2 separate regions of the Homo sapiens genome follow, and region 1 is linked to region 2. A link is a loop called in an ENCODE intact Hi-C map of the cell type or tissue named here. Cell type or tissue: endothelial cell of umbilical vein. All regions are shown on one strand. Links, peaks and the distances in the headings refer to the core of each region. The heading gives the core; the rest is flanking DNA.

Region 1 (4,396 bases), core at 223-4,222, 130 kb before region 2:
TCATTATCCTAAGTGAACTAAAGCAGGAATAGAAAAAACAAATACCACATGTTCTTACTTATAAGTGGGAGCTAAACATTGAGTATATGTGGACACGTGTACTGGAAGGTGGAGTGTGGGGGGAGGGAGAGGATGGAAAAAGCTACCTATTGAGTACTATGCTTATTACCTGGATGATGAAATAACCTGTACGCAAGACCCCTGTGACACACAATTTACCTTATAACAAATCTGCACATGTACCCCTGAACCTAAAATAAAAATTAAAAAAAATGAATTTCTCTTCCTCCCTATAGTAGATATTGTGAGAGATACAAAGGTCAATAAAATAGGATTGCTGCTTTCAAGACACTGTTATCTCGGAAGGAAGAACTAAATAAGTGCACAAATAACTCTAGGACCTCTGTCATGTACCCGGAGTGGACACAAATCAGTGATACTTTAAAATTACACTCCACAATTCCAATTTTTCATGCTGAATCCATGTCTATTGTTAATTACAACTCTTTAAAAATGCAACAAATGCTTTAATTCTTTGAGATAAACTGCAGTCATACTCGGTGTCCAGCCCCGAGCTGTGTCTGAATAATTTTGTTGCCCATATTTTGTGCCTCCAGGGCTGGGTGTGGCCAACAGCCACAGATGTTACACAGGATCAGCTGTGGGGGAGGAGGGAGGGCAGGGGGTGGATGGGGAGGGGAGGGGGCAGGAAGGAGAGGTCAGAGAGCGCTAAGCAGGAAGGAGAATGGTGGGAAAGTAGACTGGGAAGAACAGGGAAACTTTGGGCTTCCTCAGAGGTGAAGGCAGGCCCATGAAGAAGGAAGACAAAGAGCTCCATGAAGGTCCCTGTTACCAGAGCTGTTGTTTGGGGCCAACTCTATAATGAGCACTTTGAAGCTTTGGTCAGATCACTTCAGGCTGCCTTCCTCTCAGCTAAATGTTCAAGAGAAAGTATACAATTCCCTTTCCTTTTTATCTCCACAATTTGTATTTCCATGGGGCTTGGAACTTTTAACAAGTCAACACATCCTTCTCCTTCAAAAGACTTAGTTACTGAAATCTGTAGTCCCATCTCCTAAGAGGCATTAGATATCTTTGTATTAAGTTTTATTTTTACATTCAGGAAAATAACTCCTTGGTTTTCAAATAATTTTATTTACTATCATGCACCAAGTAGTTTATTTTAGAATCCTGGGATCTTTCAGGTAAAAAGCCCAAAGAACTGATAGATAATTAAATGGCAGCTTGGGTTCTTGCTGTTGTTAATGTGAGTATTATCTGTAATATTACTATTGGTAACAAATATAGCCTTCCTTCAAAGCGATGAAGAGATGAGAAACTGTTTTACTGTGAAAGTCCTTCTGATGCACTAGAAAGACAGTAGCAAGGTTTTAAAAGGGGCAACTAGGATATTTTTAAATATAGGGTTTCTTCCCCTCTCAAACTATAAAGTAGTGTTTTAGCCATGGTGGTAATTTCATACAATGAATAAAAATTAAAACCCACTAATATATCTGAAAATACAACTTACTAAATTTTACTGACTGGTAAATTATAGACTGTATTGAGTCACTATGATAAATGCTAATGGAACATGGAAAGAAAAATGCTGTTTTCCCATTGGCTGGGTGACTGGTCTTTAACTGCTGGGGAAGACCAGCTCAGTAAACAGGAAATCATCTCCATGGCAACAGGCCATTCAACCTAACTTTTTAATACATGAAGAGGTAATTACTTTATTTTTTATTTCCATTTTTATAATTTTCACAGTTTATAATAGCAGTGAGGACCTGTCGGTCAGGCATTTCCTGGCTGTTAATAACAGGCTGATTTAAGGTCACGAATGCTTAAACATTGTGCCAATTTTTTTTTTTTTTAATGAAAAGAGAACTGTGATTTTTTTCCCTTCCTGAAGTCTGTAGCACAAATAAATGACAGAATTTTATGTTCACACACATGGTGTTTTGATTTCCTGCAGATGATAACATCAGAGACATGACTGAGAACCATTGGGGGTGTTGGGGGTAGGGAGTGGGACACCACAGAAAAGTCACAGCTGGGTTCCTGGGGATGGTAGGATGAAAAACAAACCCGGGGGATTGAGAGAGAAAGACTGAGTGCCCTGCAGGAAAGAATTCAGAAGGAGATGCACAGCCTCAGAGCCCAGTGTATGTTCTGTGGAGACGGTGATCAGTGAAGGGTTCTTTCTGAATGTACCACAGGGGCAGGAGGCCTGGGAAGTTTCCCTGGCACTGGGCCAACCTGAAACACCCAGGATATAATGTCTCCCCTACTAGGTAGGTAACCTTAGTGATCTATGCATTGAAGCATCTCAAGCCAGCCTGCAGTTATGTACTGTCTTAGGAACAAGAGGAGAAGACTGAGTGAAGTCATTACCTAAGGCAGCAGAACCCATAGCACAGCCATGCTCTGAAGGAGAGGCAGGGCCCAGGCAGGGGCACAGTGCTCACAGCAGCCGGTGGGCAATTTTCAATCCAGCTCTTCAGTCTGTTCCCCAGCTTTGAGTACTTAAAGGGAAGATGGTACAAGAAGGGTGTGGCAACCCTCTTCAGCTACTTTGCTCATAATACAATCCTATTTCACTATCATTGTGTAGACATCCAACATGAAAAAGAGAAGACAGGAGAAAAATCTCTGACAGCCACACTCGTAGCCAACAGAGCACTAGGAAGTTACCACATTGCCATCAGGCCCCAGAGAAGCAAAGGGAAGAGAGCAGCTGCAGAGAATAGAAAGAAGGGAGGCACGGTGATTTGCCAGATATCCCAATGCAAACCCAAGAAGGCCCTTGAAACGAAGGGAGGGATGGTATCTATGAGAAGAACAGGATGAATCCTGCAGACAACGGAGCTGTGAACAGCTCAGGCACAGAGACTCGAGAATCCCGGAGATGCCCAGTGAAAACTGTGTCTCCCTGACAAATACTGGTATTTTGATGACTGCATAGTTGGAGATATAATAATTATCAAGTTTTATTTTTAAAAAACACTGAAGTTTATTTTACATTTTTAAAGCTATATTATTAGCACACAGAACCCACCAAAGTTGGAGAAAGGATAGATGCCACCAACAGGCTGACTCAGGAGCTGAGCTAAAATGCAGGGACATAGACTTTGGCCTTGGAGTACCCGAGAGGATTCCTCCTGGACTCCTTTTGCAGGGATTTTGTGATCATTACCCTCCTCAGCCACATTGACACGGGATGAGGGGTCACTAAAGTTAATTATTTCTTTCCCTTGCCTTTCTGTCATTGCAGATTTTATTACCTTAAAATCTGAGATACCAAGATCTGCTCCTCCACCCATCATCCCAAATCAGGCATCTGGACCTTCCAGTGTCATCGTTAAGATGGCCTCACACACAGGGACCAGAATTCCTCTTCTCAGATTAGGGCTGCTCAGATTTGGAATCCTGTTGCTTTTCTTCTATTTCCTCGAAGTCAGGGTCAGCTTGGGAAAAGCTGTCAAACAAAGTACTAAATGTGGGTGTGTCCATCCTCCTTCTAAAACTTCCTACCTAAACTATGAGAGGAGGACACGTTTGGATTTTACCATGCCTTAGTATTTTCAGCATCCTTTGGAAGAGTTTCATACTGTTACGCCTTGTCATCCATGTCATGCCTAAATTACCATAAGCATTAATAAAAATAATCCTTAATAGAGTTGAAAAGAATGAAGCAGAAATGTGTCTTCTGAATGGCAAGCACTGTGCTAATGAAACAGGCATTTTCTTCAGCCACAGGAGCTTAGGAGAGGCAAATTAAGCATTGTGCCCTGCTCTCCAGCTGACTTGCAAAATATTCTTTCCAACCCCAGCCCTTCTAATCTGGGAGGAAGAGGAATCCCGATAATATCTCACAATCCCTCATCTTCCCAGGAGTGCCTCCCAGTTGTCAATATAGGCAGCTGCCTCATTGGGGACCCTCGTGCACTCATATATTGATGGCAAATGCTTCTTTCTTGTGTGGTGGTTCGTGGCAAGACCAATCTCATTACTGAAGCCTCCTGGTAGAGTAAGATTTCTCCCTTGTTGTGTTGTGAATCAGGTCGATTTTTATAACCTAGACTGAAAGCTCAGTGAGGCTAGATACCATATCTACCTTGTTTTCTGATGCCATTTCAATGTCACATACCTACTAGGCACTCAGTATTTTTGAATACCTGGAATTCACTCTAGATGCAGCCTGCACAGGTCCCAGGAAATTCATTTGCTTCTTTCTCCCAGGCTGCTTCAAATCCACACTCCTCCAGTTAGCTTCTCTCAGAAGATTCATTCCCCAACACCAAAAAAGAGGATTAAATAATATGTATTCTTTCGCTCACTTTTGTGGCATGCCATCCACACAAAAACTCCTGTAAAGTCACCACTGTCATTC
Region 2 (4,396 bases), core at 150-4,149:
AATGACAGGGCCAGGTCTGACTGATGGCTGCCTCAGGGAATATTCCCTCTGCTCTTCTCAGGGGTCCCTTAAGTCTTTCAGTCTCTCATTGTTCATCTGGAACTAAACCTAAATACATCTCTTAAAACCAAATGTCTAAGAAAAATGTATGTACATACAAAACACTTTCACAAATGTTTATAGCTGTATTTATAATCACCAAAAAATGGAAACAAATTCAATCTCATTTGACTGTTGAATGGTTACCCAAACTGTGGTACATCCATGCAAGGGAATATTACTCCGCAATAAAAAGGAACAAACCATTGTAACAGGTAACAACGTGGGTGAATCTCAAATGCATTATGCAGAGTGAAAGAAATCAGACTTAAAAGGCTACATACTAAATGATTACATTTGCAGAACATTCTGGAAAAGGCAAAACTATAGGGACAGAAAATCCATCAGTGGTTGCCAGGGTCTGGAGAAAGAAGAGTCTGACAACAAAAGGGCACAAGGTAATTTTGGGTGGCAAATGACTGTTCCATATGTTGATCATGGGGGTGGTCACATATGAATATGTGTTTCTCAAAAATCCTAGACCTGTACACTAAAAAGAGCAAATTTTAGCACACTTAAGTTATACCTCAAGAAACTGATTAAACATAATAATGAGATAAATTTCTTTTTGTAAAAAGAAGAAAAAATACAAATGGCTAAGTGAGATTATACTATTCTTGGCAGAGCGCAGTGGCTCACGCCTGTAATCCCAGCACTTTGGGAGGCTGAGGAGGGCGAATCACGATGTCAGGAGATCAAGACGATCCTGACTAACACGGTGAAACCCCGTCTCTACTAAAAATACAAAAAAATTAGCCAGGCGTGGTGGCAGGCACCTGTAGTCCCAGCTACTCGGGAGGCTGAGGCAGGAGAATGGCGCTAACCCAGGAGGCGGAGCTTGCAGTGAGCCAAGATTGCGCCACTGCACTCCAACCTGGGCAACAGAGCAAGACTCCGTCTCAAAAAAAAAAAAAGATAAATTTCTTTTTGTAAAAAGAAGAAAAAATGCAAATGGCTAAGTGAGATTATACTATTCTTAACCCCTAAAAGTGTTCAGGTAGGTGTTTTTAGTTGAGAATGATTAAGTTGATAGCTAAGTGTGGGTTAGGATTGGGCAACATCTGCCCAGCAGGGCCAGCTGATTGTTGTTCTGAGAGACCACAGAGACCCTCGTGGGAACAGCATTTCTAACTTGATTTCTAGAATTTGTTGATGGCATAGTTTGGGATGGCAAAGGATGGGTAGGGTAAAAGCCAGAATTGGTGCTTATGGGCACAAGTCCCTAGTGGTTCTCCTCCAGGGCAAAGGGCAGATGTCTGAATGACCTGTGGCCAGAAATATGAGGTGATGCACACGCAGTTTCCAAGTGCTCCACACAGCATCATGCTGAATGCTCCTAAGAACTTTTCACGCCAGGAGCCACCATTCCTGTTGTGTAGGTGACTGAACTGAGGTGGAGGGGAGGTGACTTAGCCAGATCACAGTGAGGAAATGGACTGGAGGCTGGGCCACAGGGCTCCTGAGTTCACGCTTGTTTGCTTGTTTGTTTGTTGATGCTGGTGGTGGTGATGGTGGTGGTGTTCAAATGACATCAAAGCTCTTCATCCTTGATGTGAGTCCATCATCAAAATTTTGAAAAACACCAGACAGAAAAAGATTTTCTCTCCCTGCAAACATAAACACAGGAGTGATTTATAAAAAAATAAAATAAAAGACAAAACAAAGGTCAGAATTTTGTCCAGAATAGTCAGGCTATGGTGACATGAAACCAAGCAGCTGACTTACTAATACAATGGTGTATTTCAGAGGAGCATTTGGGTATGTTGACTACACAACTGAAAACACCTGGATATTTTGTTTTGAGATTAACTGCATGATATCGTCCATGTTGGTCAGGTATCCAGGAATGATTGATTGACACCCTCCCAAGTGAAGACACGGGGCAGTTGAGCACTCCCTGGGCAATTCAGCATCTCACAGAGTTCTGTTGTTATATCTGAAATCACTAGACTCTCCCACACAAAAGAATGGGCAATAAATCAAACCTTTCATACGTCTTCCTGGTACTGAAAAGCCCACTGCTATACTGCACAAGAAACATAGATTGTGGAATGTTTTTCGGTTGGCATAGGAACAGCCTTGGAAATGTTCAGACCAGAAGGGTCAGAATGTTAGGAAGTTTGCAGCAGGAAAAATTCCTGCTGTGACCATGATAAGTTAAATATCCTGACTAGACTCTCTCTTCTCTTTCTGGCACATGGCCTAGCCGAAAGAGCGCCTCGTGTGGTTCTGTAATAGTCACACAAAACAAAATGGACCGCATCCTCCCAAGGCACCCTTGCCCGCAGACCTTTCGAGGCCCTGAAGTGCCTGTATGGGAAACTGAGGCCCAGAAATATGGAGTGCAGGGTTAGTGAGCCTAGAGAGAACATGGAAGTGGGGATGGGACAAGTGCTGTGTGTGCACCATGACATATCACACTGAGTTCCCCTTCTCAGGCCCTGTGTCCGAAAGAGAGCAAGGAGTTTAGAGCTGGCTGAATCCCAACTTGCTGCTACTCCCTGCACTCTGATGATGACAGTGACCCTACCCTGGCACAAACCTCAAGTTTCCTTAGAACCCACTGGCAAGTGGCTCACCTCTTTAGGATGAAGTGAAGAGTATTTCAAATGTCTCTCTTCTCTTTCTCCCTGGAGGTCTGGGAGGGCGTAGGTGGGAAGGTAGGGGAGAGATGGGATAGAGAGGGGCACCAGTGAGGCAGCACAACAGTGGATGAAAGAGAATAAGCAAAAGCCCTCAAGCCCCAGTGTCTTAGAGGACTCTAAACACAGTAATTATACATGTCCATGCCACCTGCAGTCAACCTTTCACAATCTCCTGAACCTCTCTTGGAGCAAACACAGCTTGTGAAAATCTGGATGTTCATGGAAGAGAAATTATGGACTTATATTCCACTAGCAACGATGATACTTTGAAAGTACTCATAAATACCTTCATTAAATGGTCAGCTTTTTTTGTAGTACACTTTAAATATGACTTGATTTCTAAAAATGTGATTTTCCCATAGCTCTTTGAGACCACACCTATTGCATAAACTGAGTCATGCCTGCAATAAAGTCAAGGTTTCCAGAGAAGGACATTCTCCATTTCTTCCACCATTTACCCTAATACTTGGGATTAATGCAGAAGCAGTGAACACGAGAGCTAGGCTGAGCAGAGCAAAGACCTCTGCCTCAAGCCACAGTGGAACCGTTTTGAGCATTATTCTTTGCCAGATTTACAGGGTGACAATAAAGCTTTCTCTGGGCCAGAGTTGTCCTGTGCTAGCATAGAAGGCAGCCTCCCAAGTTACATGGAAAAGGGGGAGAGAGGAAAGAGAAAGTGAAATGGATGAGCTTCCTGATGACTTTATTTTCCATGGTTCTGGGTTTTATGGGGCCAAAGGGAATGGAGTGCATAAGCTATGAGTGAAATGAAGCAATCCAATTGCCTTTCTGACTATATGTTTTTAATCCTGTCTCTCAAGTAGCAGCCAGTTTAACCTTTGAGCATGCCTGTGCCCAATCTGAGTGTTACACTAAGAATCACTTGACTTGGCCCAAAGCTATTTACCGCATTAAAATCACAGTGAATTCTGTAGAAATGATCAGCCAGGAATGGGCTTAGAATCATGGAAACTGCTTCAAGCATAACAGCCACTCATTCAATCAACCAGTGTTTATTGAGCACCTACTGGGTGACATTTTCTACATCAGGCAGCAAGGAACCCACTATGAATATATCCTGGATCTTGGCCTTAAAGAGTCTACAATCAAGTCAGAAGACACATACATACCCACATGGCCCAGAGCTATGTGAGTAAGACTTAAAACGGGGGAATAAAGCAACATGAAGGTAAGGGCGGTCCCAGTGACCTGTAAGTGGGAGTTGCTCTGGTCAGGGGAGGATATCCCCAGAGGATGGTGCTTGATAGAGTGCTGATAATGAGCAGAAAGCGATGCGGTGCCCTCACCATCCTGATTCAGCCACTCCAATGACTCCAGAACCAGGAGTCCCTTCTTCAGGACATTTTTGCCTCGAGGAATTCTCAACCCAAAAAGCAATGGATTTTCTATCAGGAAGGCTGCCAACTTAATTTTTTCCATGAAAATATATACACTCACACACATGCATGCACTTGCCCTTCTCGGTCTTGTCAGATTGATGGCAATTATTTCTTTTGTTCTATCTTCCCAGGTCAGGGAGGCATTCAGATCTAAATTCCAAAGGTGAATAGAGAGCAAATGTACCTCATTTTTGTGATTTCAAGCACTCTTGGGAAAGATTTAGGGTAGTAAATGAATAACAATTAACAATA

The links. A loop is a pair of places that touch in the nucleus more often than their neighbours do. Peaks named below come from ENCODE experiments on the same cell type or tissue, not always from the same donor. Only the 100,000 strongest peaks of a DNase experiment are listed, where the experiment ranks them.
Region 1: it touches region 2 in a loop (6-fold over the local background); 1 of 110 quality-filtered maps calls a loop at or near these places.

The regions. Positions count from the first base shown.
Region 1 is chr13:39,950,791-39,955,186 of GRCh38, forward strand. No RefSeq gene overlaps it. Among named protein-coding and RNA genes, the nearest start is that of LINC00332, 230 kb to the right of the region's middle. In endothelial cell of umbilical vein, for the core only: no CTCF peak of the experiment used is centred there; DNase peaks (open chromatin) are centred at 941 and 1,821; H3K27ac peaks cover 2,061 bases.
Region 2 is chr13:40,080,611-40,085,006 of GRCh38, forward strand. LOC124903162 reads right to left here. Exons shown (of 5, transcript XM_047430821.1): 5 at 1-1,706. The coding sequence ends at 1,641. Among named protein-coding and RNA genes, the nearest start is that of LINC00332, 99 kb to the right of the region's middle. In endothelial cell of umbilical vein, for the core only: a CTCF peak has its summit at 2,320; a DNase peak (open chromatin) is centred at 2,171; H3K27ac peaks cover 1,343 bases.